Linked DNA regions of Homo sapiens: region 2 is linked to region 1. Evidence: chromatin loops called from intact Hi-C (ENCODE). Cell type or tissue: PC-3. All regions are shown on one strand.

The links. Peaks named below come from ENCODE experiments on the same cell type or tissue, not always from the same donor. Only the 100,000 strongest peaks of a DNase experiment are listed, where the experiment ranks them.
Region 2: a loop joins it to region 1, with 4 times the contacts of the local background. A loop is called at or near these places in 1 of 110 quality-filtered maps.

Annotation. Positions count from the first base shown.
Region 1 is chr20:22,511,187-22,513,686 of GRCh38, forward strand. The region is part of intron 2 of LOC105372564 (a long non-coding RNA gene); the gene reads right to left. Among named protein-coding and RNA genes, the nearest start is that of LINC00261, 66 kb to the right of the region's middle. RefSeq lists an enhancer at 1,559-2,060. In PC-3, no CTCF peak of the experiment used is centred here; a DNase peak (open chromatin) is centred at 1,395; H3K27ac peaks cover 2,138 bases.
Region 2 is chr20:22,345,918-22,348,417 of GRCh38, forward strand. No RefSeq gene overlaps it. Among named protein-coding and RNA genes, the nearest start is that of LINC01427, 64 kb to the left of the region's middle. In PC-3, no CTCF peak of the experiment used is centred here; a DNase peak (open chromatin) is centred at 1,014.

The DNA of each region.
Region 1 (2,500 bases):
CTGGGCGACAGAGGGAGACTCCATCTCAAAATAAATAAATAAATAAATTCTCAAAGGAGACTTTCTTTTTTTTAATAAAAACCATGTATTGGATCAGTTATCTTCTCAAATCTCTAGTCTAAAATAATGTGGGCAGTTTTACAAGGAAATACATATATTGGACCATATGAAATGAACCGTCAATATTTGTTATAAATCTATGAAAACATTAAGTTCAAATGGTTTCGTCTAACACCTATGTAATATAATCAGTAAATTCCAGGTACTGTGCGATTTAGGCAGAGTATATGTGTGTATATGTGTGTGTGTGTGTGTGTATGTATGTACATGCACGTGTGTATATATTTTGTAGAGTCCAGGGTCTCCTGTCAAACTTCTGGGCTCAAGCGATCCTTCTGCCTCAGCCTCCCAAAGTGCTAAGATTACAGTTGTGAGCCACTGCACCCGACATATGCAGAAAATATCTTACTGCAGTATAAAACATATATCTGAGAGGAAAAGAACAAGAGAGAGAGGTTTCTAACTTAAACACAGCTAACCAAGGAAAAAATAAAATCAACATTTGAATGAATATTGAAATTCTCTTAAAAAAAGACAAATGAGGGGGAAATCACATAAGCAAGTAAGGTTTCACACACATGGTGCTCTAGAAACTAATCAGTGGACAGATTCAGAATCCATATCTCCCTTTCCAAAATGTTCTCTGGCAGAAGTCATTCTGTAGGACAAACTGGAATCAAAAGAGTTATGAAAATTGTACAATGGGATGAAGGGGCTTCCCCTGTTGGGGAATAGATAGCTGACATGCTGGATGGGGCCAGGGTTCAAACAAAGGCCCCTGTTGAGTGGGAGCAGGTACAAGACAGATGGTTTGTTAAACATTGCCAGCATGCTTGCGCAGTGCCGTGCGGCGGTCAGAGCCTGGATAATGGTCACCAGGGCATTGTGTAGCAGCGCATTGGCTAATTTCAGCCCAGCTAAAGCTATTGCTTATCTTTGTTGGTTTTGCAAAGATTAAGGCAGTTTCTCTGCTTTGAATGCACCACAGCTGCCCAGCAAAGCATTCCTGAAGTTTTGTCTGAATTCCCACTGCTAAGAGGGGCCAAGCAAAAGGTGGCTCGTGCAAGGACTTGTTTTAAGCTCATATGTGAAGTTGCTTCTCCTCAACTAATCTGGACCACTCTTGACTCTTACTTCTGGGCAAAACCCTCTAGAGTTACAGGGGCCTTCTTTCTCAGTGAGTCCTTTCCTGTGTGGTTCGAAATGCATCTGCTGGGGATTTATATTTCCTAGATTTATATTTCCTATTGGGATTGATTCATTTGCTACTTTTGTGGAAAAAGGTAAACACCATTGTAAATTCCATCCGGTGAATCATGGGGAGGCGGTGGTTCCAATTAAACGTGTTTGCTTTCGGAAGGGGGCCCTTGGCTTCTTATCTTTATGTACAGAAGAAAATAGAGCTCAACCGGGCCTCTGCAGCCAATGGAAACGCACCTGGCCCAGTCAGCTGCTAGGCTGAGTCTCTGCTGCTCTGGGCTCCAACTCGCTCCTCTCGGTTGTTTGCAGACAAAGGGAGAGTAGCTGCGGGTCATGCAGAGGGGACAGTCCCCTTGGCTCTGCCTATAGTCCCAAAGCAAAGCAGGGGGTGCAGCTACTATCTGGGTATGTTAGGAAAGGGTGATGGCTGATCGGTTTAGTATTTCCAACAGTTCAAATGTCTTTATCTTCTTTTAAAGGTAGTGCATATCTATCCCCACCTAATTGAACCAGTGCTGTATTTACTTCAGGCAGCCCCCTCTGCCTAAATTAGATCATTTCTAGCTATAAAATCAAGAAAGTGTGCCCAGCAGATTAAGCCCTAAAAGTGGACTTGTTAACTACATCTACAGAAGCAAAGAGAGCAAGAGAATTTTTATATACTCTCCCTCTCTCCCTCTCTCTCTCTTTTCTCTCTCTCTCTCCCTCTCTCCCTCTCTCCCTCTCTCTCTGCCTCTCTCCCTCTCTCCCTCTCTCTCTGCCTCTCTCCCTCTCTCCCTCTCTCTTTCCCTCTCTCTCTCCTTCTCTCCCTCTTGTTTCTCTCTCTCTCTCCCTCTCTCCCTCTTGTTTCTCTCTCTCTCTCTCTCTCATGCATGCACCACACACCCCTACCTTTAGAACTAGGAAACTAATTCGCCTTCCTGGCTCCAGGCCTCAGCATCTCTGCTTAGCATCAGGCATTTGTCATATAGATCTCAAATCAGGAGGCTTTAGTGAGCAGCTAAGGGCTGACAATGTGTCCCAGGGAAAAGAAACCCATAAAGGAGAAAAGCAAAGGTCTGAGAGGTTCACCTGCAAATTCTGGACATTGAAAGCAACTGTACGTCTCCTCAGGTGCAAATAATTGAAATAATACTACTACTCAGGCCATGGTGCAGTGTGCTCACCCAAGGCCCTTCTTGTTTTATTTTATTTTACTACTTTCCCCTGGATTCCCTGTGTGTTCTGGCTCCCAAATCAC
Region 2 (2,500 bases), 170 kb before region 1:
TCAAAGTTTTTGTCATCTGAAAAATGCAGGTAATAATAATATCTACCTAAATGTGTGCAATAATTTAAAGGAAGTTCTTGGTTTATACTAGGCGTGGCCTTGGGGCTCAGTAAATACTATTTTCTCCCTTTCACCACCAAAAATGCATATACACTCATGTGTATGTACAAATTCACGCAACACACACTCTCATGCAAGAACACCCTTGCACATACAAGGATACTCGCTCATACATACATGCTCACACAGTGCTAGTATGCATGAACACTAGTATATGCTGGGGGCAAACACGAATGATAGTGGTAACCTCTTATCCCACTGTGTCTCCATGAAAGCTTTAAAGGGACCACTGTGGAACAGAAGGAGCATAAATCCAGAACTCGGAAGCATCTTCTTATTCTTCTCCTTTGTTCTTTGGTGCATTATGTTTGTTGTAAAATCCCTAGGCCTCTCAACCAGGTTTTCTCATCTGCAAGATGAAGGCATGGAAGATGATAGCAGCTTCCTGCAATTTGAAAGTCATTTTTTGACAAATGTGATCAACATCTTTTGTGTCTGGAGGCACAAGTTCAGACCCCAACTACATCCCATGGGAGTTCACTGATTTGAAGCACTGCTTCCTCCTCTCTTACAGTAAGTATGGGCAGCCCGATAGGTCTTTGTGATAATTAAATGAAATATAAGAACACCCCTACCCACTCTGTGAGGATCTGTGATCTCAGCTATGTCCAGCAGGACAGATGACACCCGGTCCTTCATGTGACAAGATCCTATTTCTCCCACACTTCTCTCTCCCAGAGTCCCAGGCAGAGCCCCACTCCCATGCCTTGACAGTGAAGCAGAAAATTTTCCTGCCTCCTTTGAATGAACTTAACACTATGTTCACACATCATATAAGGAAAAAAAAAGGAAAGAAACCCCTCACACCCACTCTGGTACACCTTGGTGTTTGCCATTATTAGAACAGCAAACGAAATACTATTGATTCAGAGGGTTTGTGGTTTACCGACCTAGTGCAGTTAAGTTCCTCTTCCTACCCCCATGACTCATGAATACACATCAAATCCTAAATAGTTTATTTACCGTTTGAACAGTTTTTTGCTTCTTGTCCTATTTCCCTCTGGACAGACAACCCAAAACGCTTTCTTTACCCACAGAAACAAATTTAAAAACAAGAAATACAGTTCTAGGAATAAAGAAAGATGTAAGAACGTTAATTTTATGACAAAAGAAACCTCATTAGAGAGTCTTATAGGAAAAAATATCTGAGTTCCAATTTATATCCCGCCATAATAAAACCTGTTTTACTCCAAAATTGTCCTGGATTGGATGAGAAACAATAGAGTAACCTCACTGAGAAGCAGAGCACTCAGCTTGGGTGAGTGGGGGCCAAGGCAGGAGCGAGCAGGAGCTAGTGCAGACGTCTGCTTTCTGGATGCGGGAACCAAGGGGCTTGCCCGTTAACCCTTCCTAATTCACATACCCTTTAAAACCTTACTGCTTGAGGCATGGTCCTGGACCGAGGGTCACCTGGAAGCTTATTGGAAAAGCAAACTCACAGACCCCAGACCTGGTAAACCAGCAATCTGCATTTTAACAGAGGCCCAAGTGATCTGAATAGACACTCACGTCTGAGAGCAGTGCCTTGAAAAGCTTTGCCAGAATGCTGTGAAGCATAAGCCGTATGACTTGATCTGTGGTCCGTTAGAATTCACAGGATAACTTTTCCAAAGTCTTAAATTAGAGGATTTCAGAATTAAAAGGACCTTCCCTCAACCTCTTTAATGCATGAGTTCCCTGAGAGTGGCCCCACTGGAAGACTCTGGTGTCACATCAGAGGAGTTTGTCCTCTGGGAAGAGTTTTTCAACAGTGCTTCCGTGGGGCGAGAAGGAACATGCTTCCTCTTAATTTCCACTCGCCTGTACATTATACACATTACAGAGCCACTCAGAGAAAAGATTAAGCTTCTTTCTCTGCAAAGGATTTTTGGAACACTGAAACGACCTGCATGCCTGATCCTATATCCAATTTCTTCCCAAAGAGCTCTAGTAGGTTCAGAATCACACCCTTAAGGAAGAGTATCCACAGAGTGGCCCTGGACCTACCTCTCTGCTGGAGAGGCCACATGAAACTGTATCAATATGCAAAGATGCTGGTCCTTTCACACTTTTCTGATGAACTCGGGTGTTATTAAAATTATGGGTATTTGCTTATTTCCCAGGCAGTCCCATGGAGAGCTGAGGCTGGCTAGACACTGGGACTGACTGTTGTTATCTATGCCTGTTGTCCACGTGACAGCCAGGGCTAAAGACAAGACTTTCTGTCTCTATCAACAGCCAGAGTAAATCCTCATGAAACAATATTCGGTACTAGAGATACCAGCTGCAGCAGAAAATATACAGATCATAGGCACTGAACTCCAACAAGACACAATCTAGTCCAGAGATAGGCCGCAGGAGTGCAAATATCAGTTTATCACTTAAACTTGTTTGATGTTCT